3 separate regions of the Mus musculus genome follow, and regions 1 and 3 are each linked to region 2. The links are chromatin loops, found by intact Hi-C in ENCODE. Cell type or tissue: left cerebral cortex. All regions are shown on one strand. Links, peaks and the distances in the headings refer to the core of each region. The heading gives the core; the rest is flanking DNA.

Region 1 (11,097 bases), core at 2,097-10,096, 260 kb after region 2:
ATTAGCCCAGAAACTTAGAATAGCCAAGATATACGTTACAATTTGCAAAACACATGACACTGAAGAAGAACGAAGACCAAAGTGTGGACACTTTGCCCCTTCTTAGAATTGGGAACAAAACACCCATGGAAGGAGTTACAGAGACAAAGTTTGGAGCTGAGACAAAAGGATGGACCATCTAGAGACTGCCATATCCAGGGATCCATCCCATAATCAGCCTCCAAACACTGACACCATTGCATACACTAGCAAGATTTTGCTGAAAGGACCCTGATATAGCTGTCTCTTGTGAGACTATGCCAGGGCCTAGCAAACACAAAAGTGGATGCTCACAGTCAGCTATTGGATGGATCACAGGGCCCCCAATGGAGGAGCTAGAGAAAGTACCCAAGGAGGTAAAGGGATCTGCAACCCTATAGGTGGAACAACAATATGAACTAACCAGTACCCTGGAGCTCATGTCTCTAGCTGCATATGTATCAAAAGTTGGCCTAGTTGGCCATCTCTGGAAAGAGAGGCCCATTGGACATGCAAACTTTATATGCCCCAGTACAGGGGAATGCCAGAACCAAAAGTGGGAGTGGGTGAGTAGGAGAGTGGAGGGGGGGAGGGTATGGGGGACTTTTGGGATAGTATTGGAGATGTAAATGAGGAAAATACCTAATAAAAAATTTTTTTAAAAGAAAGTGAAAGTAATATAGAAAATGTTAACCTGTCAATGTTACCATGCCATACGGGGTGACATGTCTTTTTTAACTCACTGTGTTGTGTGATACCCAGAAACTGAACTTTTGAAGAATAAAGAGATGTGAAATATTTTTTAAAAAAAGTGGGGATAACGAGGGCCCAGCAGTGAAGAGCACCGGCTGCTTCTCCTGAGGATTCGAGTTCAGTTCCCAGCACTCACAAGGCAGCTTACAAAGCCTCTGTAGTGCCAGTTCAGGGGATCTGATGCCCTCTTCTGGGCTCAAAGCACACTACACACATGGATCACTGGCATACGTGTAGTAAACCACAAAAACACATTTTATATTTATAAAAAAAAGAGAAGACAAAACCAAACCTCATAGCTAAGAGTGGTGGCACATACACGTAATCTCAAAGTTGGAGAGACAGAGACAAGTGGATACCTGTGAACTACTGGGCAGGTTCTAGCAAAGACAGAGTGTAGGGAGGGAGGGAGGGAGAGAGAGAGAGAGAGAGAGAGAGAGAGAGAGAGAGAGAGAGAGAGAGAACGGAAAGGTGTTAGATAGCATCTGAGAATGTCCTCTGATCTCCACATGAACACACACACACACTATACATATCTACATAAAATATTCAACTATTCTCAGATCAAACATAGAATTTCAAACATAGGGGATGATTTTAACAGAAAGTATAATGCTTGTCTGTCTCTGTCGTCCCCCTCCCTGTGTTACAGCTAGTAACAGATATCTGAGCTATTAGCATACCCGTCATCTTTCTGTTATAACACATACCTATGGTTAATCAAATTAAAGAGCATAAAGGTTTATTTCAGTTCACAGCTTTGGAGGTTTCAAATCCATCAGTTTTCCATGGTGATTCAGGCTGTATTAGGCAGCACACCATGAGAGAGAACTTGGTATGGTAAAGCCATTGGCTTCTTGGTGGCTAGGGAAGGGGGTGGAGTTTGGAGAAGATCTGGGGTTTCAATCTACCATTCCCAGGACATATGCCAATGACCCAATTCCTTTTAATTAGGTTCCACATCCCAAAAGTTCCACAACCTCCCACAGTGCCATTAGATGTGAACTATGACCTCAACACGTTGACTTCTGGAGCAGGAAAGACATTAAAAATCCATCGCCGTAGACAGTGAACACTACAGTTTTTCTGGCCTCATGGGTACCATAAATACAAACAAAAAATGTGAAATAGTCAGTTGTGGATGATTGCTGCGATGAGCAACCAAGCAAGACTGAGGTGTCGTTCTTGTAGACTTGCAGTCAGGATCAAGTCAAGGATGTGAGGGAATCGAAGAGATGCCCATTAAATGCTTAGTTGTGGAGCAGACACTGAGAGAAACGAGGAGGAGATGGGAGGATGCAAAGATCTTCACAGTCTGACAACAAACTTGGGCTTTCCAAGGAAGAGTTCTAAGTTTCTGGTACCTTCAACTGTGCTCTGAGCACGGAAAATGAGCAATTCTTCCAGGGTACAAGTGCCTGGGTTTGTCTGGCTAATCTTAGGAAGTTAACAGAAGACATTGGATTACGGGAATAGGAACTGTATTGCAAACTTACTCTGCAGTAAACCCTTTTTTAGGTAAATAAAAGTCACTTGGCTTTCCCTGGCTGTATTACACATAGTTTCCTTGGATTTTTCTAGTACTAAGTCCTTGGAAATAAATATAACTGGCTTAGAAAAATAAAATATGGCCCTCATTCTGCCCATTCCCTTGCTATTGTGGGTTTGTCCGTGTTAAGACACTTTTGTAAACAACTCTCATGGCAATTGAAATTGGAAATATAAATAAAGGGGTCCCAGTCTCTAGGCTGGCATCAGAATCAGCCTACAAAACTTATCGTATTCCAAATTTTAAAATTAACATGAGGGGGCTCTGGCTTCCTAATAAAGCTGGAATCCAAGCAGACAGAATATACGAGAAGTGTAGGAATGAAGTAGAAGCATAAATGTTTTATTTGCAAATGTCTTGGAAGCTGTAAAACATTACCTATTGAAAAGAAAAAACATAGGTACAAAGATTTTTCTCAGAAAGTTGACATTCTGATATGCAGACAACTTTCACAATAGAATTCAATGTCCTGGTTTTTTTTGTTTTGTTTTGTTTTGTTTTTTGTGTTTTGGGGGTTTTTTGGGGGGGGGTTGTTTTGTTTTGTTTTGAACTCACTCTGTAGACCAGGCTGGCCTCGAACTCACAAACCGCCTGCCTCTGCCTCTCAAGTGCTGGGATTAAAGGCATGTGCCACAACCGCCCCGCTCTCAATGTCCTGTTTTATGAGAATTCACACACACACACACACACACACACACACACACACACACACACACACACACGCAAACGCACGCACTGGCGCACGCACACACTAACCTTTATAAAAGTTATTCGTGTTCAAAGCGAGGAGCCAGGGTGGAACATGCGTTTTAGTTGGCAGAAAGAGAGAGGCATGGGTGTTGCTATGAGGAAATCTGGAGAGTCAGGTTGTTGTAACCCCTTTGGAGGGTAAGGTACACACACTAAAATAGCCAGTAGCTGGAATAAGCCACTCCCAAGCACTGAAAAAAGAAACTAAAGGAAGAAGCATTTTATCGAGGAATAAAATATGTAAATGTGGATGAAAGACTAGACTCTAGAAGCCAAGACCCCTGTATACGCAGCCTGCCATAGAGCAATGGCACCTTTATAAAACGTGACTACGGTGTGGGAAGAGGAGTGATCTCGATTTTCCATTTTACAGGCAGGATATGTTCTAGACTTAAATTTAGTTTTTCTTTTTCTATTAATATAGTATCAGTAGAAAAATTATTCCAAAAATAATTTGAAGAGGACTTCGGAGCCAATAAGAAAAAGGCGACTTCCTAAAAACATAAGTCTGTGTGTTGGAGGTGCTGAAAATGTCCTAAAACTGACTCCTAGCAGTTGCATAACTCTGGGGACATGCTAAATCTATTCAATTAAATGTTTTAAGTTAGTGATACATGAATATGTTGCACCTGAACAAACACGCACACACAGGCATAGATACACACAAACACACATGGAAGTATAGTAGTTCGTTCTAAAGTTTTGTTGTCTTTTCAGATATTTAATTTACAAGTAAAATCATACATAGTTGAAGCCACCACGTGAGATTTGATATGTGTGCATTGTATTCTTAACTAATGAAAAATATAGCAGCACCACGGTTACCAGTTTTGTGTAAGGGGGATGGAAGACATGAAAACCTCTTTCTTAATAACAGTAGCCATGTCTACAGCTCCTGTGCGTGTATCAGCCCCCCAACCCACCCCCCAAGAACTTGTTTGCCTTGTAACTGAAAGTTCATAGTCTTTAACCAACAACCTATTTTGTTCTATGGTTGGAAGCAAAGACTGGTATGTGAGAATTTAAAAGAAAGTATATTTAGAAATTTCCAGGGACTGATTTCCAGTATGCTGTGGAGGAAGCAGACAGTTATCAGTTGGGTGGGGTCCAGTAGCTAAGCAGGTCTTTCGTCTCATTTTCACCTTTCCTTACCTGCTTTGCCTGAATAGCCATCCTGAACTGCACACTGCCCCTTTCCTCAGACTTCCCCTATTTCAACAGTGTATTCTCATTTATCTCAGCTCTGAGTTTTTCATAACATTGAATTCTGTTTGTGCTATTTGCTATGTGTCTTTTGTGTCCTTCTTTGTTTTTTTTGAGACAGGGTTCCTCTGTATGTAGCTCTGGCTATCCTGGAACTTGCTCAGTAGAGCACGCTGGCCTCGAACTCAAAGATCCACCTGCCTCTACCATCTGATTGCTGGGATTAAAAAAAACATGTGCGTCACCACAGTCCAGCATTGTTCCATGGTTTTTAAGTTCTTGATTTCTTAGATAAAGACTTTGGGGTGAAAAAAATCTATGTTTCCTCTTTGTTCTAGGCAACAACTCTCTCTCTCTCTCTATCTCTCTATCTCTCTATCTATCTCTCTCATGTGTGTGTATGTGTGTGTGTGTGTGTATGTGTGTGTGTGTAAATGTATGAAGTTCCTTTTAAGTGCCTTAGACTTTGATTGTCTATAACATACACCAGTTATGCTAGCTGAGGCGATCCACGAAGCAAGTGAAATGGACAGGTCGTTCTCTTGATTTAAAGGATGCCAAAATTATTTCTGGGCCTCAGACACTTGTGAAGAATCATGAATATTTAAGCTTCAGCTACATGCAACTCACTTCATATTAGACTCAAACTTCACAGGCACAATCCATCCTAAAATAGGACCATTCTTTTAAAATCCAGAGTCTAAGCTTGGAAAATAATTTAAAACATACTTGTGAGGTCAAGGGATGAAGTGTCATAGTCACTGAATAGTGACTTGTTTCAGAAACCTTCGCCATGTAAGTAAAGTCACCCAGTTTCCTGGAATATGTAGTTGATCCCCCTGTCTTAGAAGATCGTGGTAAATTTGCTGGAAGAGGTCTCTGAAGCCTACTCCCTCCTCCTCCATCCAGAACAAACTGGCTCCAGGAGAAGCACTCCCAAACTCCATCATTTTGTTAAAGCCTTCTCTTTTTTTAAAATTTTTTTTCCAGCCATGAGCTCATCACTTTCAGTTAATAGCAATAAGCGATTTGTAAGGAGCAAGTTACATCAGTCAGTATAAATAACCAGCAACGGCCGTGTCTGACTTCCTTGAAACGTTGACTCAGATGCTGGATCTAAGCGTCTACGTAGCAAGGCATCTGGATCCGAGCATCTAGGTAGCAAGGCTGCAATCTCTCAGTCCTTTGTTGTCGGTGAAGTTAAAGGAAGGCCACAGAAGCCATGGCACGAAGCACCACATTCCACAAATGCAGACTCTTTAGGTAGGAAAGACAGAAGAAGGGTGGACAACGTTCCTGGGTTCACTCAGACCACATAGATTTTGCTTTTCTTACAAATAGGAACCCTTTTACTTTGGTAAAACCCTTCATTGCCGCCTCCTCACAGGATGCTCCTAAGAATCCCAGACATAAGAGACTTTGCTGTCTTCAGCCACCCTGGGGCCAGAGCATCGCTCCTGATACTGACCCATGCTTTGCTTCTCCACTGCTCAAGAAAGAAGAGGTGAGCATCTTTGTTTGCAAACACAGCTGGTACTGGAGGGTAAGGAAGCTAGAATATGGCTTTTGCATTTACTATTATCATTTACTGAGCCTCAAGTTTTAATTAAATCTAAACAATGTTTTTTTAAGGAGTAGGGTTTGGGCTTCCGAGACAGAAAGCCCCTGGGTCAATAACAATCTCCAACACTTACTCCATCAGCTCTTGGCAGGATTTCTCCAACCCAGGCAAGGCAGCAGAATCTGGACCTACAGTGATCGCCCAAGAAACATCTCCCATTCACCACCTGCTCCAAGGAACCACATGGACACAAGAACACAATTTGATCAAATGAGGTTCTACACAAATAAATGTTCCATAGGCCTGCCACACATCCGAGTAGGACGTGAAGCTGTCTCCACCAGATAAATATAGAGCTCCTCGTTCTGGAGTGATAGGTGCCACCCTGTGGTCAACTGAATAACCAACAGATCCTAATCTTTACCTTAATTTTCGTTCATGGCCCCATGACTGTATCACCTTGCAATTCTCCAACTAAAGGTAGAATACACTTTTCCTGGGGTACCACCATCCAAGTTTGCTTGAAGCTGACAGATTTCCCACAATGTGAACTTCCTAAGTCCTAGAGTGTCCCTAGAAAGCTGAGGTGGCTTTGTTAGTATCAAAGCCTCTTCTGGTTTTGTCTTTAGGTTCAGCCATGTAACTTGTGTTAGCCACTGAGATTTTAGCAGATATGATACACGTCACGTTTGTAGCATGCATGTATGCTGATGTTTGAGGACTTGCGTCCTGTCATTTCCCTGTAAAGAGTTTCCTTCCATTGTGTAGCTGCTGTCCGTTACTGTAGGGCCTGAAATAAACGTGAAAAGGACCTAGTATAACCTGCAACTAGAAGCCAAATCCAGGGAGAACAATCTAGATGTAGCTAAGAGCTGTCAACTCCCAACAGACATACTGACATGTGAACAAGCATGAATGGTGGTTGTTTCAGACACTGACTATTGGAGTGGAATATTACGCAGCAGTAGCTAACTGATATCTGTTATGTCTCTCTTTCCTGAGATCAGCTAGTCTTTCCTATCATCAGCAGTAAGTCCTATGTTTTATTCTTCAGGGAGGCTAGGTATACCCTTCCTTAGTAGCAAAGCTTTGATATCAATTCAAAATCCACTGAACAGAAGGAAAAATGGAAACTCCGTGGTTTCTTGCTTTGTGAAATGAAAGAACAGGAATACCTTTGACTCATGATGTCTTCTAAGTCACTTATTAGAGATATAATTATCTCCTTCTCAAAGAACTATTCTAGAAACAAGCAAGTTAAAGGAACATGCTTATGTTTCTCCAAAAGCATAGAGGCTTCAGGATACAGGCAACCATGTTGCATAGGCCCCAATGCGCGCGCGCGCACACACACACACACACACACACACACACACACACACATGCCTCATAACTTTCCAGAAAGGAATGAGAAATGTGAAAGTATGAGACCGTCCTTACAACTACAGGAAGCCCTCTGACATCTTGAGGAGATTGAAAGCTGAGGAGCAGTTGCTTAAGAACCTTTCCTATGAGGGAAGAATGGCCGTGAGAAGGGATGAAGGCAGGAGAGGTAGTAAGAGGCTAGACGGCAAGATGCTGAGAACACATTCCTGACAAACCAAACCAGGGCCGCCTTTGTCTTTGAAGGTGTGTGTGTGTGTGTGTGTGTGTGTGTGTGTGTGTGTGTGTGTGTGTGTGTGTGTAGAGGATTAATTTGGTGTCACAGAAAATTGTTAACATTGGCTTTGCTTCTGGGGTATTGGAGGCCTCACAAAGACGAGGAGAATCTGTAAAAGCTCAGCTGAACTGTGCAAAGAAACACAAATGCCAGGCCTTTATGGGATCTGGTCACCATTCATTCGTGAAAGCTTCCCAACACAATAACAATTATCCATATTGTTAAATATGTAAATGCAGCCAGATTAACTGTGTTGTAAATTTTAATTAATAGCAGCACAAAACTTGGCATGTCCTCAGTCATCACTGTTGGCTGTCCCTGAAGTCTTGTCAAAGGCTCCCGACTTCGAGGAGCTTCGGAGAGCATTGGCAATGATCGAAAGGAGCTGAGATGCCTCAGAATGCCTTTTCACTGTGTGAGGTCACCATAGTTCTGTGTCCGTCCACTTCCCAGGGTTTTCAGGGACACACCCGCACTAGCTAAAACATGCTTCTTACTCTTTTCAACTTTCTCCCAATTAGCTGTATAGTTCCCTATTGTGTATCTATATACCAGCCAGATGGCTTATATTCATCTTATTTACACTATTTTCCCTAGCCAAACAGCTTTAATCCAACAATATAAACCAACCCATGTAAACTTGTTGCTCTCAAGACCTACAGCAGCCTCTTCTCTTCCTTCTCCCCCTAGTTGGGTCACCTTGTGGTCCTCCATCCATCTGTCCAGTCTCTTCCTCCGTTGACTCTTTCATCCCTCTCCAGGGTTGTCTCTTCTTTCCACAGCAACCTTTGTGGGTGGTCCTCCTAGCTAGGCTTGGCATCCTGTCTACTCTAGAACATTTCCTCTTCTTGATATGGTCCATTCCAAAGGCCATTTCCCGAATCATCCATATGTGTAGATGACATGATCCAGCAGACAGGTCATTCTGGAACTCGAATGCCTGATTGGTTCATCACTTATGCATTTTCTGCCCCTGCTCTTATGATCACCTTCTCTACAAGTTAACCATACCCACCAAAGGGCTAAGCTGGGCCTAGTGTTTTGCTTGGCTATAGACAACACTAAGGAGATGTTGTCCCTGAACTGGGGGTGAAAGATTTACTTTGGGAAGGGAAAGTTGGAGGTAGGGGGAACTCAAGAAAGGATTAGCAAGCTGGGCAGTGGTGGCACATGCTTTTAATCCCAGCACTTGGGAGGCAGAGAGTTTGAGGCCAGCCTGGTCTACAAAGTGAGTTCCAGGACAGCCAGGGCTACACAGAGAAACCCTGTCTCAAAAACAAACAAAAACAAAAACAAGAGAAAGGATTAACAAGAAATCAAACAACTAGCAACACAAATATAAATGAATACATACATGCTAGACAGTCGGATGAACTCTATGCACACTAAGGCATAGTCAGATTGATTCTACACCCAGATATGATAAGAGTGTTGTGAGAAAAGAAGGTTAGGAAAGATGGGTCCTAAGAGGGGAAGGTTTAGAGATGAACTTGAGAACCATTTGATCTTGCTAGACAAGGAGCAAAGCTGGTGTAGACTCTCCAGTAGCATATGCTGAAAGGTGGCCATGAGACAGATCCCTGGAGGCCTGGAGAGATGGCTCAGTGGGTAAGAGCACTTGTTGATTTTCCAGGAGACCCAGAGCCCATATGGTGACTCACAGCCTTCTGTAGCTCCAGATGCAAAGGATCCAATGCCCCTCTGGCCTCTGTAGGCACCAGAAATGCAGGTGGAACACAGACATACATGCAGGCAAGACACCTATACACAGAAAATAAAAAATTAATCTAAAATATATTTACAAAAACATTTCTAGGATAGCGCTTCACACAAAGCACAGGAATGTGGGAACGGAGTGCTGATTTTTGAGAACCTTTTAACTAAACACTTCTAATGGCTGCCCAGTTCCCACCAATCCCCAGTCTCCCTCCATGCTTCAATACTGATAAGAATGGCTTCTGGTGCTTATAACTAAGACTTCAGGTGCTGGGTTTGGGTTATTACATAACATCATTATACCTCAGTGATGGGACACAAAAGAGAATAAAATTATCAGGTGACTTTTTCATCTTATTTCCCACAAATATACAAGGAACATTTAAAAAATAAAATAAAATAAGTGCCCAGAATCTGAATACCTCAGAATCCAGTACTTTGTATCATTAGTACTGTGTATACTTAGTACTGTGCATCCCATCCTTAGTACTGTGCATCCTTAGTACTGTGCATCCTTAGTACTACTGCCCATTCTTAATACTGTGCATCCTTAGTACTGTCCATCCTTAGTACTGTGCATCCTTAGTACTGTCCATTCTTAGTACTGTGCATCCTTAGTACTGTCGATTCTTAGTACTGTGCATCCTTAGTACTATGCATCCTTAGTACTGTGAATCCTTAGTACTATGCATCCTTAGTACTGCCCATCATTAGTACTGTGTATCCTTAGTACTGTCCATCCTTACTACTGTGCATTCTTAGTACTGTGCATCATTAGTACTCTCTGGATAAAGTGAATAGTGGAAAGAGACTTGGGCTCAGGAAGGGCAAAGTTTTACCAAGAAGATTCCTAATGAATTTTCCTCATGAACTCTCATAACTGAAAGCTTTCTCAATAGGTAAAGACAAAGGTTTTAGCTGCATACAACAATGTGTGTGTGTGTCTGCACATGCGTGCATGCACGCGCACACAAAAATAATACTGATTTAAATTAAGATGTATATATATATAAACCTGTATCAGCGAGTGCTTCTGGGCATGAAGAACAGAGGTTGGGGGAAAGAATATTAAAGTAAAAGCCACATAAGGAGATGGGACCAAAGGAAGTGATAGACTGCCGATAAGAAAACATGGAGGGACTAGAAATGACAAATTCTTGATCGAGAGGATGGCAAGTTGCCATGCCTATCTCTGTCCTTTCTTCCATTTCTCTCACCAGTTTCCTGAGAGTGAGTAATGTATAAAGTAAAAGGGGCCAGAGGCTGGGGAGATGGTTATTCACTGCAGTGCCTGCTGCACAGCATGCAGTACTGGGTTTAGATGGCCAATACTCACACAAAAGCCACACACCTGTAATCCCAGGACTGAGGGTTCAGAGACAGGAGCATCCCTAGGCCTCGCTGACCAGCAGCCTAGCTGAAAAAGGGAACTCCAGAGAAGTGGCTGATCCTGCCTCAAAAAACAGGCCGAGAGGGACTGAGGAAAACAGCCAGAGCTAACCGTTGGTTTCACATGTGAATGCGCAAGCATACATGCAGGCACAGATGTGAGCACACATGCACTCATGAAGGAAAGAAAAGGAAGAATAGGAGGAGGAAGGAAGGAAGGAAGGAAGGAAGGAAGGAAGGAAGGAAGGAAGGAAGGAAGGGAGGACAATGGAGGAGAAAAAAATTATTTGGCCTAAAGCTCTGGAGTTTAAAAGGTCATCACCAGTGGGCCATCTGGTAAAGTCCTGCCGAACCCAGAGCAGGTCAGTGGGCACACACAGAGCATGAGAGTGATGTGGTCTTAGAAAACATAGTTAGAAAACCCAACAAGAAGGCTCTACCCCTACCATGAAGATACCCCTCACAAGTTCCCACCTCCCAATCCTCCTGCCTTGAGAA
Region 2 (11,097 bases), core at 1,967-9,966:
AGTCCTCCAGGAGGAGAGTGAAAGAATTTATCCTCCCTCATCTACAGGAGAAAAGAAAGATATTGTTCTCCCTTCAAAGACTCCAGAAAGCATTTGGAGGCATTCTGGGGAAAAAAACCAGGACAGCAACAAACCTTATTTATTGTAGATTTCTGGGGATAAAGGATACGTCTTGTTTGAACAAAATTTGGCGAACTCTCTGTTTTGTCTAAGAATAGTGATCCACATCTGGTTAAGTAAAACTTGATTTATTAGCAATTCTGGGAAAAAAAAGATAACCATTACCTGCTTAATAAAGCAGAAAAATCTAAGAGCTTAAAGTATAACGTTGCAAAGCCATTTGGCTAATGCCTGTTGTTATTGTTGTTAATCCTATTTATGTCCATCAGAATCTTTTAACTACTTCAGGTTTCTGTCCTGTGGAACTCACATGCCAGTGTGTCAAGCAAGCCATTGCCATGAGGGGAGTAAGATTTCTCCCTGTAAAATGAGTTCTTAGGAACTGTCAGAGATCTTTCTCCCATAGAGCCCTGCCGGCTGCAAAGACCATGAGTCATTTTGCCAACATGCAAATGGAGGCCCAGAGAGCAAAGCTAGCTTTCCCAAGGTCACACTGTCAGGGAAGATATAGTAGCACCCACGTGGCTCTGCCTCCAGGACGGAGGGAGTCATAATTCTGCAGATGCCTGCAGAACGAACCTGCTGGTCCTCCATCCGCACCTGGACGGAGATGCCAGGTGCCTGCTCACCACCTGTCAGGGAGCTTGTTGTGGGTAAATTGCATCTGCTCTCATTCAGGTTAAACTCCTCTTAAACATGTCATATTTTAACCCTGGGACATAGAACTTGGCTTCTGCCCTGTATTTAGGTTTTCTTCAAATTAATCTACTGTGGATTAGAGACCACCGAAACAAACTCAATACAATGTGATATAGTCTTTTTCTCTATCTGTCATATAATGTAGCAGACAAAATGAACGCCGTTTGCTCTTGCTTTAAAAACAAAAAAATACCTACTTCTACTCCCTTCCACCCCTCCTAGTGCTGGGGACTGAATTTGGAGCCCTCTGCATGCTAGACAGGTACTCTCACACAGGCACCATCTTCAGTCTCCCCTCTCCCCCAAACACTTTTTTGTTTGTTTCAGAGAATCAGAGGTCACAACTCAGTCATAATCCTTGGTGGGTGGTAAACAGCCACACATTACCATCTGCCCAGAAGTGATCTCACTTAGTGAATCTGACCAGAGCAATTATGCACATAGCCACCTCCAAACTCCAGAGTAGACCCTACTTTCTGTCTTCAGAACATGCCCCTCCTAGTCTCGTCCGCTTTGATATCCCTTTTGCATTATGACTCTCTACACACTGCCCTCCTTTGGGACGTAACTATTGCTTGCGTGTGAAGAGCTGGCTGAAATTCTCAAGAGTCTACTCACCTCTCTCTACATCCTCCTTTAAGTTAATTTCAACCCATACCCACGTACCTAAAAAAGATGGCCTTTTATTGATTTTTGAACAGTCTTAGCTGGGGGATATGACACGTATTTATTTCTGAAGTCCCAAGGATCCAATCCCGAGTCTCCTACGCACATACTGTATTCCTGAGGGACATCCAGCTCTGAGCACATGTTTTGTGGGTTCCCTTTCTATGCCACGCCCTGGCCTAGGTGGTAGAGAGTAAAAGGCTGTAAACCAAAAGCAGATAAGAATTTTTCTTATACACATAGAATAATAATATACCAGTACATAAGTAAAATGTTTAGTCTGTGCAAAGGTTTGGAGTGGATAGGAGATAAAAATAGGGAAGGAAGAAGGGCCGGGCTTTTGCATCTAACTCAGATAGGGAGAGAAAGCCCATGCTGTATGAATAAATCCACTGCTATCAGACTTGGGGACGTGACCCAAGTCTGACCCTGAAAGTGTCTTTGCCTTTTACAAACGATTTAAAATATCACTGGACATGGAGGCACATGTCTCTAATCACAGCACCAGGAGGCTGAGGCAGGCGTATTACCCATCCTGGGCTACGTAGTAGGTTATAGCTAGCCTGGCCTAGAGAGTGACCTGGTCTTGAAATTAATTAATTAAAAGATGAATTAAGATACCTATTTTAAAAATTAATCATTTAAAGCCCAATTCAGTACAGTCTCTCTTTTTTTTTTTTTTTTTTTTTTTTTTTTTTTGGTGTTTTTGAGACAGGGTTTCTCTGTGTAGTCCTGGCTGTCCTGGAACTCACTTTGTAGACCAGGCTGGCCTCGAACTCAGAAATCCGCCTGCCTCTGCCTCCCGAGTGCTGGGATTAAAGGCGTGCGCCACCACGCGTCTCTTATGACAATGCTTTAGTGTTTAAATTTTAACACTTGTACTGTTTAAAATTTCACAAAAATAGTTAAGGCCATTCAGTTGTGGGAAAAGGTAAAGTCTTCAGGCTGAAAAAAGCTTCAGAGATGAATCAGTTAAAACCTTCGGTTTTGCACAGGACAAAAACAAGATCTGAAAAAGCCAAATTAAATCGACATCTCTATAGGTTATATGTCATAGGAAAGGCCTTATTTTAGGTTAAATTTCTTGTCCCAAGCTCTAAGACTAGCTAGTGGCTCAGGCAGCACGGGGATATTTTTTATCATATAGTGGACATTTCTTCCCATAGTGTCTATGATGGTAAATCAGGGGTCCCCATCCCCATCTAAAGACCTCAGCTTGTAAGAGAGACAATCCAGTCTGGTTAAGGGTCTAGATTAATTAGGAACTCAGTAAATCTACTACATCATCTGCAGGACGAAGAAAAGAGGGACAGGAAGGGTCTAAAATCCCTCAAGGAAGACCTGGGCTTTCCATTGGAGAAACTACTCACATACGTGGGGGCCTGGATCCTGGGCATCCACTGCCTGCCTGGATTGTCCCCAGCTTCTTTTAGCTATAGCTGTGCAGTATCAGAGTCTCCTCTTTGCCAGGAAGGCCGAGATGAACCTGCTGTCCTCCTTCCCTCTGAATCCTGGGTCTGCTCGTGGGCACCAGGGTTCCTTCTCATGCCGTCCCTACTTCACGCTGAGACTTAGCTGAGATATGTATTCTGTATTTTGGGGGACCCAAAATCTCAAGAGGCTCATGGGATATTGGACAGGACAGCAGAGTGTTGGAAAAACAGTCCCAGGACTGTAGGTGATTGCCAAGGAAAATACGATAGGCATAACGAAGTGCGTTTCAGAGAAAACTCCATCCTAAATATTGATAAATACTGAAAGCTTTATCATTGTTTGTTCAAAATTAAAACTGAACAGGGTGTTCCGTATTCCTGTTTGCCAAATCTGACAATTCTACACTTGTGGGGAGGGCAAGGCTGGGCAATGCCAGGTACCAGAGTTAGCCTTGGTTTGGGCTGATTGAGATGGGTAACAGAGAGAAATGGGAGAAACAAAACAAAACAAAACAAAACAAAACAAAACAAAACAAAACAAAACAAGGAAAGGCATTGTTTCTTTTGAAACAAAACCCACAAAGGAACCTCTCCATTTTTCTTTTTATCTGCTTGTATTCCTGTGTGGGCCCTTGACCCAGAGAATGATATGAAGAAAAAAACTTCAGAAAGTTACACCAATTACAAGAACTGGATTACGAATGAGAAAAATGAATTCTGTAAAACGTGGTCGATTTAAAAATAACAACCGTATTGCGTCTAAGCAAGCTGCCCTCTACTCGCCCACCAAGGCCACGCAGCCTCATCAGCTCACTTGTTCCCACATGATCTTTACACCTCCCAGGAGCCACGGACAATACCAGCGTGGCCTAAGAAACCACATCATTTCACCTGGACATCTACAAGCTAAGAAACCAAGGTCTAGAAGGAAGCCACGGGCGATTGATGATCCCACTGCTATTCGTCCTGAGCACTGTTTGGCCAGGGCTCACCAGCATGTCAATGTCCTAACTCAGGTACTTGTGTTATCAGATTTATCTCTTCTAAGCACCATGAAGTCACCAGCATTCTCCACGTATGAGGCACGTAAGATGCAGAAGAGCTATGATGCTGGCCTAGGTTAAAGGTCATATAGCCAAAACCAAAGAGGTGATGGCTTGAAAACCCAGCTAGTCTGACCGAGACCCGCACATTCAGCCATGACACCCTGCTTCTGCTAGGTAAGATTAATTAACATCACTAAACATGTTCACAGATGTAAACATTCTGAGTCCCAAACTTTCATGGCAGGTCAGTCAATCACACGTCTACTTGTAAGTAGGGAGTTGGTAAAACATGGTTGCTGCCCACGCCAGTTTCAGAATGAGAGGGACTGTCTGGAGATGGTGGACGAGTCCTATCACAGCAAGCCCATTGCTATAATCGTAAGACAGTTTACTTTCAGTTAGTTTTGAAACATTAATTTTAAAATCATACTACCAGGATCTACTATTGAAGTGAATATTCACTGCTATATACGAAGTTTTAGAGTTGGCAGCTGGAATCCCTCAAGAAAGAAATGGGGGTGACTGAGAGGGAGGGAGGGAGGGAGGGAGGGAGAGAGAGAGATATCAAGGTGAACAAGAGACCTTCCTCATTCATTTTTAGACAGAAAGTGAAGCAAAGTCCCCTAGGCAGAGGCAGTTAATACAAGGCCAGGCAGGCCTCAGGGCCACATGTCCACCATGGTCACTCTGTCCAGGAACTATAACCAGTAGCCATCAACTGATTTACAATCTTACAATAATGTTTTTCTTTCTCTTGTGTAAGATTATCAAGCACAACACCTAAGATGCGCAACTGGCTTTGTCTGTCATCGATTCCAGTCCCCTCAACTTTTAAATCAAAGCTTAAATTAAGCTTCCTACTTCTGTATTATGCTTCGACAAACTACCTTCCTTATGACAAAAATGCCTGAAAAACGTGGGATTGGTGCCAGGCAGTGGTGGCACATGCCTTTAATCCCAGCACTTGGAAAGCAGAGGCAGGTGGATTTTGAGGTCAGCCTGGTCTACAGAGTGAGTTCTAGGACAGCCAGGGCTACACAGAGAAACCCTGTCTTAAAAAAAAAAAAAGTGGGGTTGGACTTCTTCAAAGCTCCAGGATAAAGATTCGCAGGGTCCAGGTAGAGACCTCAGGCCTGCACAATCCACTGAGTTAGGGGTTAAAATAGTGCAAACAGTTTTCCCTCTCCACCATATTTCAGCTGAGGAATTCCTTGATAAGTCTGTTTTGCAAGCCCACTATCAAGAACATCACCAAATCCTTTTAGAAATGATCCAGCAGCCTCTCCCTGTCCCTCCGTCTACCCCATTAAACTGCACGGGAGCAGTTGAAATAAACTCAGCTTTATGCAAAAACAAAAATGACATCCTTGCTCCCTCAGAAAGGTGGCAGTATTGCCTTGTGGTTTTGAGCAAATTACCAAGCATGTGAGGTCTCTGATGAACAAACTAACCACCTCACCTCAACATGGAAAGGACAAACGTGCATGGCTGACCCCGGTGGCTAGTGGTTAGGAGACACACCCCAGGCCTCCAGAGGCACTGTGGCTCCTGGCCACTTCAGCTCTTAAGTTTTCAACTTGCCTCACTAAACAATCCTTCAAGAAATCCCCAGAGTGTCCCATCCACACCTAAGGATCAGGAACAACTGAGGTGGTTACAGAGGCTCCTTATGGCCCATCACCCACTGTGCACAATTTCTGAGCCACTCATTTCAAGACAAACAGTTGAGTAGCTCCTTCAGAAGGACCAAGGGAATTGACAGAGTGAGTGGCACCAGCATCAGCCAGCACCTGTTACATGGAAGGCTCACACCAGAGCTATCCACCAAAATGTTCGTTCTTAGAAGGTGCCCTGCCATCATTGAATGGCCCTGTTACCACTGTTATAAAAGCAAGAATGGGCAAAGCTAGGTAGCCCTTCCAGGATGCGAACGAGGGAACACAATCCTGCGTCTTCTGTAGGCCCCCACGTACCCTTTCCTTATACTCACCTCTCCTGAGTGTCCCTCCAGAAGTTTCTCTGTGTGCCACTAACACAACAATTTTAGGGAAAATTGTCCATTTATAAATATCAGATGGTTTGGGAAAAAATATTTGTGGCGCTGGTTTTTTTCCCCCATGGTGATGTCATTTAAAAATTCTTGGTGTGCTCCAAATTCGCTATTTTTACTTCCTCCAAGTGACTTTTTTGGGAAATACATTTGTTTGGATTAGCTACATGTTAAGTGACCCCTAGACGTCTCACAGTCCTAGGCACATTGTCTCAGCGGTTGTAACTGATAACGCGCCCACTCTATAACTTCAGATCCTGGAGTTGCCCATTTCAACACAGTTCCTTTTGGGTCGTCCCCTTAAAAATGTCTATTTACCGATAAAGGAAAATATAGTAAAATAAAGTAAAACATTGGATTATTCGTAAACAAAACTCAAACTTAACACAGGTCAAAGGGAAGACATTTGAAGGCATTCAGTCAAACACAGTGTTCATTTTGGGGAAACAGAGGGAAGGCCGCCACCTCAGGCCCGAAGCATTCATTGTAAAGCAGTTGAGTGGTAGAGATGAAAAGTTTAAGGAGTGCTGAACGCCTTACTCTACCTGATCGGAACTTCCTTCTAATCAGCAAAGAGTGTTCAGACCCCAGGAGTGTCATGGTGAGTCTCAGCAAGCCGCTGGTCGTTGGCCAGGCGCCCCGCTTTCCACCAGAAACTGGCTCCCGGGAGCCCAGAGGACAGCAGCTAACAACCCAGAATTCATCCAACTCTTGGGGAGCTCCCTTGGGTAGGAGGACGCACAGTGGCCGCCAGTGTCCCCAGAAAACTGGCGCCTCCCCCCTCGCCGCTCGCGAGGCTAATTAACTCCCAGCAGGCAGGACCCTCCTCCTCTGAGGGTGGCCGGGAACAGCCGCATCCTAGGCGTTCCTGGCTGATGTCATAGGCTGCCAGCGGTCGCGGAGTACCGCCACCACGCCTTTATGAAGGTCCCAAGTTTGCTATCTGATCCTCTTTACTACTGACAGGAGATCAGCCAATCAGGAGCGGTGAGCGGGGCCTGGGGACCAGACGCGGCCCCAGGAGTCTTAACAGCCGGCTCTTAACTCTTTGCAGAATAGTGCGCCAAGGCTGCTTGCCCAGGCGGGAGTCTCTGCACTGGCACCCCTAAATCGGATGCCCGAAGGCTGCAGGCGGCGCCCGGCGTGCAGGTGGCGCCTGGCGACGGTAGGAGTGTATCTGCTTGTCCTAGGTGTGCATGTCCCTGGTGTCCCCAGCTTACTGCAGGGCTCTGGAAGGTACATCTCCAGAACGCGCTGGAGCCTGGGCCAAGAAGCTGGGTTGGCTTGCAACTCCCGGGAGCACCCGCTTCCCCTCTGTATCCGAGCGGTGGTGCTTCAGGAGACCGATGCCTGGAGCAGCTACTGAGCGGCTGAAGAAGTGGCAGAAAGTCTTTCCCTGTGGTTGGATGTTCTCTTTGGATTCACAAAAAGTTTGTGTCTGGGGACTGAGCCCAGAGTGCGATTGGTGCAAAAGTTGAGCGTACTATTGAGCACTCAACAGGGTAGGATTCGGTGGCCTGGGCAAGCCAGATCGGAAAAGTGCAGAGGTTTTTCACGTCCCTTTCATAGTGGGAAAGGGACCCAAAGAGGCGCTGAGGATGCGCGTCTCTGGGGTGCCTGGGGTGACAGGGTCCCACGTGCATCATTAAGTACAACACATGTTCTAAGACAAAGATTTAGATAGTTGGAAAAAAAACATTGAACTGCATACATACAACACACAATTTGCCACTATTTGCAACTTTATATGCACGTGAGCTCCCAGATACAATTCTTTACATCTCCCCTTTTGTCTCAAAGCTGTGAATTCTTGAAGAGAATGACAATGACAGGTGGAGGCCTAATGTAACAATATCTGTTAGGGACTAATCTCTGCCCTGATCCGGGGTCTTCTGCCTCTATCAACTGTTGCTGAAGACACCCTAGGGTGCCCAGACCTTCCTTTTTCCCATTCTCTGGGTTGCACCAATGCACTTGAATCTTGGAATTCGTTTTCTGAGATAGGTAATGCTCCTCCTCACTAAATCAGAGAGGAGGTGGAGCCCTGCTACTCAACTTCCTCTTGTGAATAGGGTTGGGCAGTACGAGCCTACAACAGGCTGCCTCCTGTGGTAGCCTGGCAGTGGTTGTGCATTCCACAAGCAGTGCTGAACTGGGCTGTTCCTGTGGGAACAGATCACAGCCGCTTTAATGGCTTACATCAATCCCGATTCATTACCTTGCAGGTTTGAAGGCTGGGAGTCAGAAACTGGTCTCACTGAGTTAAAAAAAAAAAATCAAGGTGTTGGCAGAACTGTGTTCCCTTCTGGAAGCTCATGAAGAGACTCCATTTCCTTTCCCTTTCCAACTACTAGAGGCCACCCATGTTCCTTGGCTTCCAGCCTGTTCTTCCATCTCCCAAAACAGAAATTGTGGGTCAAGTTCTTATTACATCTTATCAGTCTAGCTCCTCCCTCCCCACCTTCTGCATCTCTCTCTGAGTTAACCTTACTTTAAGGAAAAACTCTGTCAGGCTAGCTGATGATGAATCCTTATTCCCACTTGCTATGCAATGTAACATAATTGCAGATGCCTGAACTTGGAAGTGAAGGGGAAGATGTTGTATTGTGTGTTACATAGAGAAGGTCTCTCTCGTCCCAGCTCATCAAAGAAGAGAAACACAACAGAGGAAGGACTGGGAGGGGTCAGGCCCGCATGTCTAGAACAGCCCTAAGCAGGGTTGAGATGCATGGGGCAGGGGCGACTCCAGAGAAAAGAGGTAGCAGGATAAGGGACATCACAAAATTATCCCATGGAGGAAACTCTGTGAAACATGAAAAAGAAAGAATAGAAGGAAAGACCCAAAGGAATGTTTACACTGAAGACAGCAAGGCTGAGGAGATGCCCACGGCAACTTAGTGGGGCTTTCTTTATTCAGTGGGAGTTGTGATAAAATCAGCTGAAGGATCCAACCAAGGGTCTTTCTGACCCAGAGGGACGGAGGGGGTTGGAGTGTGTGCTTGTGGACAGGACCACAGTCCCTCTTTTGCTGGCTTTCTTTTATTGTTATTTAGTGAGATTAGTGAGATGAGGTCTCCCTGCCCTAGGATTTTTTTTTTTTTTTTTTTTTTTTTTTTTTTTTTTTTTTTTTTTTTTTTTAGTTTTCATCTCAAAAGGAGTTTATTCATTAATCCTTAAAGTAATATTTTAACTAATTCTTCAAGAATTTCATATTATCAATTTGGATCATATTCATGCTCCCTACCCCAACCCGATTCGATTCAGATCTCTCTCCACCTTCCTTGCCTCCCTACCCATCCATCTCTGAGCTGCCCTTGAGGTATTGTCTTCCTCCTCCTCCCTCCTCTTCCCCCTCCTCCCCCCTCCTCCTCCCCCTCCTCTTCCCCCTCATCCCCCTCCTTCTTCCCCTTTTGCATTATTTAAAGCCATTGTGTTAGGTTTGTGTTGTTTAGCTGCTCTTGTGAGTAGAGCCTGTTCAGGTTGACCACAGTCTTGCCTCAGCCTCTGGAGTGCTAGAATTAAAAGAGTAGAGCAGCATGCCTCCGTTCTTATTTTCGCTTCCTGGCTTTCTCCCTTCCTCTTTCTCCCATCTCTCTGTCTCTTGGTCTCACCCCACCCCCAGCAGCTCCATGGATGAGTTGGGAAACCCTGATAACCACAGTTCTCCTCGATTTTTCCCATCAGAGAATAGAGCAGCTGACTTCTGCCCTCCGGGATTTCTAGCCCTTATGGCTTTGGGATATCTATGGATATAAATATGTGCATTATAGAGGCTCATCCTTTGCCCTCTATGCTCAAATATTTTTATGACTTTTTTTGGTGGAATTTGGACAGGCTGTTCCCCCAGGAGAATGGAATCTCAGACAGCTGCTGTCAGAGTGTAGCCTAGCAATGTAGCAATGGCTGCTGCTACGATCTTACTCCTCCATGATGATTCTTCAGTATTCTTCCCTTTTGCTATGGAACTTTGCTTCAATTTATTTTACTTTACTGCTAGTCAATTAAAAAAAAAACTGTGTCACAAATTATAGTAACATGGCATGTAAAGACATGCACTAATGGAGCCCACATGCAAGGATGCTCTCTCAAGATTGTAAATTCTTATATAGGGATGAAAAGAATACATTATATAACTATAAGGTAGAACTAACAATCTTTATTACTAAACTGAGAGTGAGGATGCTTGCCTGTAAGCCCAGAACAGGGGAGGTAGAGGCAGGAGGACCAGGAATTCTCTGTCATCCTCAGCTAGAGAGGAAATTCCAGACCAAGGCCTGGGGAGACCCTGTCTAAAAATTAAAATAAAACAAAGAAAGGAAAAAGTCTAAACAGCAGCAGCAGCAGCAGCAACAATAACAGCAAAATTCATTGTCCTTTTTTGATGCTTCCTTGCCCCAGAGGCTTCAGGACAATGTGCTCATGGGTCTGTGGTGCTATAGGTAAAGACCATCATTGCAATAGACCATTCCATTTTTACCAAAACAAACAAACAAGCACACAAACTTCATTGTTACCGAAAACCATACTCTATTCATACTAGTGCCATTTGGCATTCTCAGCAGGCCAGCACATGGTTAAGGGGAGGTAATACTATATAAGGGGACATGAAAGTCAATGCCGGCTCACCTTAGAGCTCTGTCCTCCATAGCTGTGCTTCTCAGCATGAAGGTTAACATGGGAATGGTTGTGTTCATAGGCCTGAGCCCGGAGCATGGCTCAGGAGAGTCAGCTTGAATTCGGATCCTTAGAGGCTTCCTTCCCTGAGTGCAACATGAAGTTCGATAGTGGGTCACAGGCAAGTGCAGCGTGGTCAGCTCTCCTGGGTAGGTCCAGGACCTGCGTGCCTCCAGGAGGAGGCTCCGTCTCAGCGTGGTAGCTGGAAACCCGGCTGAATCAGTTTTCACAGTGATCTGGAAGAGTCCTTGGTTTGGATGTCTCCTGCTGTCTATAGTCTCTCTTCTTCCTTTCACAGATCTGACCACTTCTTCTCCCTTCACACACTCTGAGAACGCATTCTAGGATCTGTCTGTGTCACCAAGGTAAGTACCTGCCTGTCAGGCAGATTTGCAAACTCAATTAACTT
Region 3 (11,097 bases), core at 1,991-9,990, 71 kb before region 2:
TTTTCTTTTCCCTTTTCCTTTCCTTTTTTTTTTTTTTTTTTTTTTTTTTTTGAGACAGGGTTTCTCTATGTAGCCTTGGCTGTCCTGGAACTCACTCTGTAGACCAGGTTGGTCTTGAACTCAGAGATCTGCCTGCCTCTGCCTCCCAAGTGCTGGGATTAAAGGTGTGTGCCACCACTGCCCGGCTTCTTAATTTTCATCAAATACTTTCCCCAGTTTTCAAAATTCTTGGTTCCTTCCCCTACTCTCCCTCACATTCAATTCATTTAGAAATAGAAATTTTAAAAGTCATTGTTCTACAATATGAACCAACCAGTACCCCCAGAGCTCATGTCTCTAGCTGCACATATAGCTGAGGATGGCCTAATAGGCCATCAATGGGAGGAGAGGCCCTTGGTTTTGTGAAGATTCTATGCTCCAGTATAAGGGAATGCCAGGGCCAGGAAGCAGGAGTGGGTGGGTTGGGAAGCAGTGGGTGGGTTGGGAAGCAGTGGGTGGGGGGAGGGTATAGGAGCCTATCAGAGAGGAAACTAGGAAAGGGGATAGCATTTGAAATGTAAATGAAGAAAATATCTAATTAAAAAAAGTCATTGTTCTATAAAATCTCTCATTCTCTCTCTCTCTCTCTCTCTTTCTCTCTCTCTCTCTCTCTCTCTCTCTGTGTGTGTGTGTGTGTGTGTGTGTGTGTGTATACGCCCCGGAGGCAACCTCAAAGATTTTTTCTTGTCTGTCTGTCTGTCCCCTCTCTGAGGCAGGGTCTGTCATTGTCCTGGAGATCACACAATTGGGGTTAGACTTGCTGGCCAGAGAGCACCAGAGATCCCTCTGTGTCTGCCTCCCTGGTGCTGGGGTCACTGGTGGTCCTGGGGATCAAACTCAGGTCCTGGTGCTTCTGTGGCAAGCACTTTATCCACAGGGCTATCATCTCCCCGATCCTGATATCTCCGTAAGGAGGAACCCAATTTCTCTCAGTGCTCTTTACTTTTACACTGTGAAATATCTACTAGAGAACCACCAGCTCTACTGTATTACCTTCCTGATCATTTCAAGGGAGGCTCACCTTCTTAAATCCCCCATTCCATCCTTCCACAGAGGCGAGTGCTCCTTTATTCTCTGTCTCGCCTCCTCCCACTTCTTTCCTTCCCATGCATTTGACTTTCTCTCTCGCTATTTCATTCACTTTCCTAGTGTTGGCTTTGCTCACTTTGCCAAGGATTCTAGTTCCTGACCCCACAGCCTGCAGCATAGCTGACCTGAGTGAGGTTAATGTGTTTCATATCCTAGAAAGGAGCTAGGTTTGCTCTTGGTAGCTGTTCAGTATCCCCAACCAGAATAAACCTGTCTCTGATCCTTCTTGAACCCTGCAATTCTGCTCTTGGTATAACGTTCCCAGGATTCAGAGCCATGCCTTCTCACACACCAACTGAGAGGTCTCATCCAGTCAAGCTTCCTCCCTTCAGCCTTTCTTTCTCTTCTCATCTTTCACAGTAATGGCAAAGCCTTTGCTATCGGCCACTTAAACTAGAGCCCCATTCATCATTTATAAATTGACTAACTTGCTTGTCATTGCACCTCTTCAAGTCTCTGACTTTTAATTTTTAATTTTTAAAAACTAGGCTGATAAGATTGACCTTACCAGATAGAAATATGCATTGAGTGGCTAGTTTAAAAAAAATGCTAGCTACCTTTACTAAGACCACCATGTTCTTGACCTGTCCTAATTATGAGATTGCTACCAACCAATGATTCTGATTTTGGGCACACAGAGGGAACCAGCTTTGGGAACTCTCCTTTGCTTAATGGCACCAGAAGTTCTAGACTGTGTTTTCTCTGGTGCTTTTCAGCCGTTAAACAAGTATTTTCTATGGTCCTTCTGGGATGGTCCTGATAACTTCTATTCTGGCTCTATGACTATTCAAGTGTGAGTTAAGACAACTCATTGGGTATTTGAGCCATCACAGCTGGCTTATTTCACTTAGTGTAATGCTTTCAAGATAAAATGTCATCTTTTATCTCTGTAGATTTATGACTTGGGGAATGGAAGGACTGACCTCATTGCTCCAAAGGGTATTTATTTTATTTTATTTTATTTTATTTTATTTTATTTTTTTATAAATTTGGCATCTTTGTGTAGGTGTTTAGATGCCAGACAGAAACAAGCCTCGGGTGACTTGTAGAAGAAATAGAGGGACCTTTGATATCAGGCTTATCTTATTGGTTCTTGGCAGCCATGGAATATTCTTCAATTTGGAATAACTGCTATCCCCTACCCCACAAAAATCAAATTAAGGGTTGGAGACAGAAATGGGGGTAATAATGAAGACTGATAATGGAGAAATGGCCAGGATTGGTTCAGTGAAGTCTATGAGGACCTTTAAGGATACAGGATTTTAAAGAAAAAAGGTTACAAGATGGTTTTTGGAGAGCAGTAGGTAGTGTGGGAACCAGACAAACAGGGGCCATCTGATGAGTGTGTGGATAAGGTTCATACACTGTAGAGACCTTATCCATCCTGCTCTGCCTCCATATGGATACTGGACAGAAGGGGAACATGTCGATTGATCTTAAGGAGTGCTTTGAAACATACCAGGTTCAACTAGAAACCCAGTGTCATTTGAGTGAATATAGATCCCTGTGATCTGTAATAAGTTGCTGGCGTGTATATTCCATCTAATAAGCTGTTACATCAGGGCAGAAGTTCCCAGATTTGGGGACAGAGGAGGAAATTGTTTAAAACTATATTGACAGAGGGTTGCTAACATTGTTTCTTATTCAGTGAGGAGCAAGACACTCATTTAACAACTGGATAAAAGAGCGCAAACCACTCCACTTTCTTCAGTACAGTCAGCACTTCCTAACAGGAAGTTGACTTTAAAACTAAAAAATGTTAGGAAGAAATATAGGCACATTAGCTATATGGATTGTTCTGTGGTACATGAAAAGCAATCCCATGGTTTCTGGTTTTTTCCTGTTTCACCAGAGACGGCCAAAAATTCACCAAGAAATTTACCATTGCTTTCGGACATTCTGGAAGCTTTATAAGTCGCACACCTTCCCTCTCTGTTAAGCTCTACTCCAACTTAATTCATTTATGCTAATGAGAAATCTCAGGTGCAGCAGAAAAGAACAGATCGCTCAATCAGCCTGGGGAGGCCGAGGCAGGACCTGTAGGTTTGAGTTTGGCCATTGCACTGTAAATTCTGTGACACCCATGGGTCTTTCTCATACTTTCTCCCTCATCTATGTTTTACTCAAGAAAATTAGGTCACATTGCTTACCTTGAGATCATCCAGGTTGGGTGGGAGGGGGCCTGGTTTGAGAGAAGAAACACCAGTTTGTCCAGAAATGCTATTTTTGACAGGGGATAGAGGGGTATTGCTCAGTGGTGTTGAAGAAGGATTCGGATTTCTGGCCATCTGTTCATTTGGTTCTCTGAAAAACAAAAGGCACATGCAATACAATACAATACAGTACAATACAATACAATACAATCAGACCTATGTGGGTGGAGCTTGGGACAAGTCACAGAGTAATTGCCTACAGGGGTCAGTGAGGTAACAAATCAGTAGAAGAGGATGGGAGAGGGAAATCAATAACGTGATCTAGACAGCATATGCAGAAAATCCCCAGCTTCCTTCCTAGGACACTGAATGACGTGATGGAGTCAGAGGCCTGGGGACGCATGCAGGTCCACCCATGACCTAGCTGAAGCAAAGGCAGGTGAAATAATCCTTGTGTTAACTGTATGGGTGAGGATGCCAACCATGTAGAATATGAATAGGGACTGGCAATACAGGCACACAGCCTGGGTTCAGGGGCCAGTCTCAAAAGCTGACACATAGATCTTTAGCAGTGACCTCAAACTGCCAGCAAAGTCAATTCTGTATTCTTAGACATTCCACAGTTTAGTTTGGAAACACTATGAGTTTCCCTTTCCTCTAAAGAACATTGATTTATTTGCTTCCTCTCAGCCTGCCTTTACTTCAGCTAGGTCATGGGTGGATCTGCATGCTTCCCTAGGCCTCGGACTCTATCACAACATTCAGTGTCCTGGGAAGGACACTGGGGATTTTCTGCATATGCTGTCTAGATCACGTTATTGATTTCCCTCTCCCATCCTCTTCTACTGATTTGTTTTCTCACTGACCCCTGTAGGCAATTACTCTGTGACTTGTCCCAAGCTCCACCCACGTAGGTCTGATTGTATGCATGGTTTCTAAAGGGAGTCAGAGGCCAAACATATCACAGAAGGACATGATGTAATACAGGACACACTGGTCCCAAGCATCTGACCTCAGCTCGAGGCACTCACTTGAGGTGTGTTTGGTGCATCCCAGGGTAGCTGAACCGCTGCTGCTGCTGCTGCTGCTGCTGTTGCTGCTGCTGCTGTTGCTGCTGCTGTTGCTGCTGCTGGCTGAGGATCTGTAGCTGCAGGAATAGCTGCTGTTGCTGGAGCAGCCGGGCATAGGCAGAGTCCATGGGTGGGGGAGACTTCTCTGCCTTCTGGTCTGGGGGGATGTACTGATGGTATTTGAGCTTCTTCACCTTTGGTTTGGGGTCTTTGGGCTTTTTGTGGCGGTTCTTACTGTCACCCAAAGACTTGGACTGCAAAGAGAAGGGAGAGATGGCTTGTGTTGTAGGTGATGGTTAGAAGATTTTTTTCCCTCAAATTCTGGGAATACAGTAAGGCACAGCACTCATGTATCAGATGAACAGATTTTACAAATCACCACCCTCACGGCACATAGGCACCTTACACCTTACTGGGCTCTTGGAGCTTTCCTGGAGTGGAGTTCAATGGAAGCTTATGTTTCAGTAGCTTATATAAAACCTATAGATATCTTAGCACTCTGGTGTGGGGGTCACTCATGAGAGTGTATGTAAGCAAGCACTTCAAGTTAAACATATGGTAAGTTGACTTGCTAACATTGTATCTGCAGACCCAGAATATGGTTCTCAAACTGAAATACACCTGGAGACTTGCCTTCACTCACATTCAAAACTACCCACATCTAGCAGGAAGTCACACCCTCTGAAATACTGATTCCTTACTGTGGGGAGGGCTACCCACACCCCACACCCTTTCCAGGAGTCACTAACCATATACTATCATCTGCACACCATGAGGGAGTAAGGGCACAACTTTGGGAAATTAAGATAAGTGTTTGAATATCAATATGATATAAGTTTACTATATATAAGTTTCATCCCATACAAGATGAAAAAAATTTGTTTGCATCTTAGTGTTCAGCATAAAGATCATAAAAGGGTGCAGTCTTAGGGGATAGAGCACTTGCTGCCAAGCCTTGAGTGAAGAGCTGACTTTCATTAGTTGTCTTTTAGCCTCTACATATGTGCTGTAGTAGGCATATACTTCCATGTATACACACACACACACACACACACACACACACACACACACACACACACACAGAGTTTTTTTTTTTTTTAAGATCATAAAAGTAACAAGGGTCCTTTAGAAGGATAATTCTATACATAAACTTCTCTGGGAATCAAAGGGCCCTTATATATGAAGAAACTATAAGTCAACTGTCATGGAGTAGTAAAATAAAATCCAAATCAGATTTTATCAAAGGTGGTTCAAAGGAAGAGCATGGGCATCAAATTGGAAGGAAAGCGCAGTACCACCATTGTACAGAAGAGGGAGCTCCTGAATAACTGGCAGGCACAGTCTCCAGGGCAGCCTCCAGACTACAACTTCAAGAAGCACGTTTGAGAGTGACCTCCAACACTCCAGCATTCCATCTTTACTGACTTGGGCACCTTGTAAGCTGCAGGCGCTTTTGTTTTCTGAATCTTCCTCTCTGGGACTAATGAATAATGATTGGGAGTATTTCTGTGAGCATGGTGGCTTTATTTCATTCTACTCATTAATCGATTTCGATTGGCCTTCTGGTTAATTAATCATACTTCTGTCTTGGGTGAGTTTCTGCAGGGTCTGGTGATAGGTAGGGACTGTTGCTGACTCAAGGGTGCTGAGGATGCCTTTGTTCCCCTATATTGCCTTAGTGCAGGCATCAGGAACATTCCAGAAGATAGTGTGTAACAAAGGTTATTGACATGACACACCTGTACAGTTTCACTCTTTTTGTGAGCACAGGGGATACTTGCTCTCTATTTGCATGTCTCTCTTTCTCTTTACAACTCACAGGACATAGAAGATGCACACATGCGTTTTCTTAAGGGTGGACCAGGGATGGATCCACTGTGGCATTGAAGTCCCAAGCTGTAGGACTCATCAGCTGGAAAAAGGAAGGGGGGATCCTATGGCTAGAAACTCCAAGACTTTCGAATGCAGCACTGATTCAAATTACAGGAGATAAGTTCTTTATCACAGTATCCAGGTCTCCTAACCACCTACCCAACCTCCTGCTCCCTTCTCCTCAAGCTTGCTGCTGCCGGCAACAATGTTGCTGTCTGACTCCAGCTCACTTTCAAAGCTGGCTCCATCTTGGGAAGTTTGTATGCCCTCCTTACTCAGCATGTTGAGGGTGCAGGGCAGTGGTCACATCCCTAATGATGGAGTGAGGAACAGCGGAATCTAATCTCCAATTCCCCTGCCTAAGCAGGAGAGCCTCTTTTATTATTGATGTAAAATGCAAGGGGCATTTTTGTACTTTCACACTTTTGTGTGAACATCATCTTCTATCCAGTCCCATAAAATCCCCACTGTTCCCAAGGGAATGCCTTGCCACCAAGGAATCATTTCCCACTTTCCCCTCTTCATAGCTGCCAATCTTGTAAAACATGCTTATTTTGGACATTTGAATCCATGAAACCCTGTTGAATGTATTTTGGACATTTGTATACATGAAACCAAGTTGAACATGTTCTGTGTCTGTCTTCTCAAACTTGACATGTTTTCAAGGTTAGTTCATGTTGTGGCAGTGTCAATATGGCATTACGTTAATGGCAGGAGTCAATATGGCATCCCTTTTTTTCTATGACTGAATAATATTCAGTGACCTAGCTCCACCATGACTTTATTCATCCATCAGTTGGTGGGCATTTGGGTTGGTTTGAACTTGGAAATATGGCAAATAGTGTTGCTGTGAAGACCTTGTGAAGAATTATTAATTCTTTCAGGTGTCTAGCTAGGAGTGGAGTTGCTGGACCACATGGTAAATCTATTCTTAATTCACTGAGGAGATGAAAAACCTTTCCACAGCAGTATGAACATTTCATATTCAGACCTGCAGTGTGTGGGGCTTCCAACTTTCTTACATCTTTGTAGGCATTTGTTGTTGCCATGTTTTGATGGATAATATTCTAGTGCACATGAAATGATATTTCATTGGGCTTTAACTTTGCACCTACCCAACGACTAACCACAGTGAGATTGTTTTCATGTGCTTCTTGGAAGCTCCCATATTCCTAGAGGGATATCTGTCCAGACCTTTGCACATCTTTCATACTTACACAAGACACTGTGATGGTTCATGATGGTCTGAAAACCCAGCTAGACTATAGAGGGTGAGATGATGTTCTTACTGGCTTATGCATGACCTCTGGGAGATTTTTAGGTATCTTCCTCTTCTATAGGATTTTTATGGCTTCTGAGAATAATCTGTGAAGTCTCTCTTCAGCCTTATAAAAATCATATTGTGCCAATTGGGTTGAGTGGTTCTATCCAACTCAGCAGTTTCCTTCTAAGAAGCCTTCTAGATCAGTGATTCTCAACCTGTGTGTTGTGCCCCTTTGGGGGTCCAGTGTCATATCCTGCATATCAGATGTTTTCATTATAATTTGTAACAGTAGGGAAATTAAAGGTATGAAGTGGCAATGAAATAATTTTATGATTGGGGTAATCACAACACGAGGAACTGAATTTAAGGCTCTCAGTACTGGGAAGGTTGAGAACCACTGCTAGATGAACAGAAAGTGTTGCATCTTCAACAGCTGGGGTTTAGGTAGTGATCATTCAGAGGCTCTGGGCAGTCACCTATAAACAAGCAGCCCAGTGGACCAGTGGAGTTTGTATGGGTATGAATTTTTTCAACTGTCTGTCATTCTGTTCTTCCTTCGGGATCCTAGCACATCTTTGTGGTATGGGGAGGTTGACAGCTTTACTAATTTGAATTATGCAAAACTTAAGTATTCAATTAGCAGAGCTACTATAATTCTGCTTTAGAGACATCTTTACCAATAATGGGAACCTTCTCCATCCCATGTGCATCTAATAGATGATAAAACTATTATCGTATCATTGACTATTACTTTAATTTACGACCTAAAAATTTCCCAGAACTGTGTCGCCAGGTACTAAAGGTAGCAAAAGAATCGAAAAGAAAAGTGTTCCTAACTGAATCCAATAGATGTTAGCTAGTACAGAGTAATATAAGAAAGCCAAATGGCTGCAATGTCTAATTAGGAGACAGTTCTCTGCGAATGGCTGGACGTAATGCTGGGAAAATAAGTATGAAATACAGTAGTCACTGCTGGCTGTCTCCTGTGGGCGTAACTCCTCCCATGCTCCTTTCCCCCATTGCATTAGAGCTCTTGCAATACCCACAGCTTCAGTCCTGCTCCTGTCACATAAATACAACTGCTCTGGATGTGTTTTATGATCCTTACAAGTCTCATGTGCATTGCAGTCAGCTGTATCTTTCTTCAGGGTGAACCTGGAAAATCTTCATTTTCCATTTTGTGTGGTGTAGCCCAGACTGACCACGAACTCACTGACTTCTATTTTTTCCCTTCTGGGTGCTAGGATGACAGGCATGTACCACCTTGTCAGGCTCATGAAATCCAAGCCACAGACACGCTGGCTGAGCTATATACCCAGTACCGACAGGCTTCCCTGGTGCTGAGAGTATGTGCATGGATGACACGTGCCACTTTGTGGCTTTTCTAGTTGCCTGAACCTGTGTCTGCTTTCATGTAAGTCTCCTCATGCCAACAGAACCGCTGGGAAAAGCTCTGCTTCGCATGGCTTCAGGGAGCCTAGCCTCAGACACAGGCTGGGGCCTAGTCCAGTCCATACCTTTACAGCAGTGTGCACAGGAATCGGGGTGCTGAGGGGGCCGAGAACCTGCTTCCCAGGGTCTGACTGGTTGCCTGGCTGGGAGGCTGCATCATTCTTGTCACTTTCTGAGCCAGGAGTGAGATCCTAAAATGCAAATTGCAGTGTTACCAAGGCACAAGAATAGAGCTGCTGCATCATTCAGCTGAAGCCCCCTTGCGTTCACACCAGCTTCCTGTCCTGGTATTATCAGGGGCTCCCTATAGGAGGACATTCCAATATGTCACCCACTTCAAAGCTACCTCTGAGAAATAAAGCGAAAATGTCAGTACCAATTCCAGAAGATGGAACTTACTTCTGGTTTGATCTGAGCAAATTGGGACATCTGGTCACCCTGAAGGAGAGCTCTACATAATAATGAGATCGGGAAAGAAAGGAAATGGGGAGAGTGGGAGCAGAAGTTCTGAGAAAAAAAGAGAACAAGCAAAATGAGGGGAAAGGGCATGTGTGCACAAGTATGAATAATGCCTGTGGAGGTGTTCTAGTGTATGTGTAAAGAGAGAACTACATGTGTCTCATTGTATAGGAGTGTTTGTATGTGTGCATGTGTGTATATGGATAGAACTATGAATATGAGTGTCAGAGTATAGGAATATGTGTGAGTATATGCATGTGTATTTGTAAACATTCATGCTTCTTTGTTGACCATATATGTGAGCATGCATGTGCACACATGTTTGTGTATATATGCATGTACATGCCTTTGTTAATATACATAGTGACATATATATGCATATATATGTGTATATATATGCAGTAATAAGTATGAGTACCTTCCTGGGCATGTGCACACATGTATGTGTACATGCATGTTGATTATATGTGTATACATGCATTTCATACATGTACATGTATGTGTTTATGTATGTGTCTGTTATATATGTTTATGAATGTTCACACTGGTATATATGCATGTTAGAATATGTGTGTATGAGTACATACCTTATGTACATGTATCCCTATGTATATATGTTTATATGAATCTTTATATCAGTATATATGTATAGAAGGTAGATATAAAAGGAGAAGAAGTGCCAGAATACAGGAGTAAAATAGTATGTGTGTTTTACATGTGTATTAGATCCATGTATTTGCACATGTAGGGTCACATATGTCTTTATGAGAGGTAGGCTTCTGTCTGCTGAGGGTTCCATGAAAAGAATAATTCTTTTCTTTTCCTTCCCTACATTTCTATGCTATGACTCAACAAAAGGGCAGGGGTCCTCACACCCCTCCTAGGGGGCCATAACTGAGCTTCACAGTTCTCCTCTGAACCCCTAAACCCCACCATCTGTCACAAACCTATGGGTTTGTGAGAGCTGCTCGTCTCTCAGAGCCTCGGTGTTCTAGCCTTTCAGACACAGTTGCTGAGAGAAAAGACAAAAAGCAGCCCCTGCATTTGCAGTGCTTGGCCCCTTCTTCCCCCTCTGCTAGGGTTAAGCAGAAAAGAACGACCATTCTTAAACCAGAAGCCAAGGGGTTTGCTGTCAGAAGAATATGTGCAAGTGGTCTGACAGCCCGTTTGATGTTATCAAAGACGTCTGACTGCAAAGCTCAGCATGGGTGTGCAAGGGAAGAGAGATGCTTTGATGAGGGACTCCCGCAGGAGGAGTGCACATCCAGCCTGCTCTCTCTCACGCCTGCCTCCTCCTCCCACTTCACATTTCCTTCTTGGCAACTTGAAGTGTGCTGTGATGGGGTAGAGATAGGGATGACAGTGGCCAGTAACCATCATGGTTCCAGGAAACTGGACCTTGAATAAACATCACTGTAGCTTCCCCTCATCTGGATGGATGTTCCAGTAGGAAAATAATTTCAAATACAAGTTGAGCATCCATAATCCAATATTCCAACATCTGAATTGCTTCAAAAATTCAAAACTTTTTGAGTCTGACAAGAAGCCATGAGAAGAAAAGGCCATAGCACAGAACTTAGCTTCATACACACACACACACACACACACACACACACACACACACACACACACACGTATATATGTATATATATATATATATATATATGCACACACACATATATATATATAATATTACATT

The links. Hi-C counts contacts between places; a loop is a spot of excess contacts. Peaks named below come from ENCODE experiments on the same cell type or tissue, not always from the same donor. Only the 100,000 strongest peaks of a DNase experiment are listed, where the experiment ranks them.
Region 1: it touches region 2 in a loop (2.7-fold over the local background); 4 of 42 quality-filtered maps call a loop at or near these places.
Region 3: it touches region 2 in a loop (2.5-fold over the local background); 8 of 42 quality-filtered maps call a loop at or near these places.

The regions. Positions count from the first base shown.
Region 1 is chr11:65,524,725-65,535,821 of GRCm38, forward strand. No RefSeq gene overlaps it. Among named protein-coding and RNA genes, the nearest start is that of Gm26128, 96 kb to the right of the region's middle. In left cerebral cortex, for the core only: a CTCF peak has its summit at 6,209 (motif pointing left); DNase peaks (open chromatin) are centred at 3,411, 3,629, 4,869, 5,146 and 1 more place.
Region 2 is chr11:65,263,085-65,274,181 of GRCm38, forward strand. It overlaps Myocd (myocardin), which reads right to left and starts at 6,905. Exons shown (of 13, transcript NM_146386.3): 1 at 6,560-6,905. The coding sequence starts at 6,614. It overlaps Gm30586 (a long non-coding RNA gene), which reads left to right and starts at 6,841. Exons shown (of 3, transcript XR_001780238.2): 1 at 6,841-7,179; 2 at 10,987-11,053. In left cerebral cortex, for the core only: CTCF peaks have their summits at 5,344 and 7,174; DNase peaks (open chromatin) are centred at 5,362 and 7,009; H3K4me3 peaks cover 873 bases.
Region 3 is chr11:65,191,790-65,202,886 of GRCm38, forward strand. It overlaps Myocd (myocardin), which reads right to left. Exons shown (of 13, transcript NM_146386.3): 7 at 9,005-9,130; 8 at 4,313-4,605; 9 at 3,279-3,432. Among named protein-coding and RNA genes, the nearest start is that of Arhgap44, 34 kb to the left of the region's middle. In left cerebral cortex, for the core only: a CTCF peak has its summit at 5,659 (motif pointing right); a DNase peak (open chromatin) is centred at 5,663.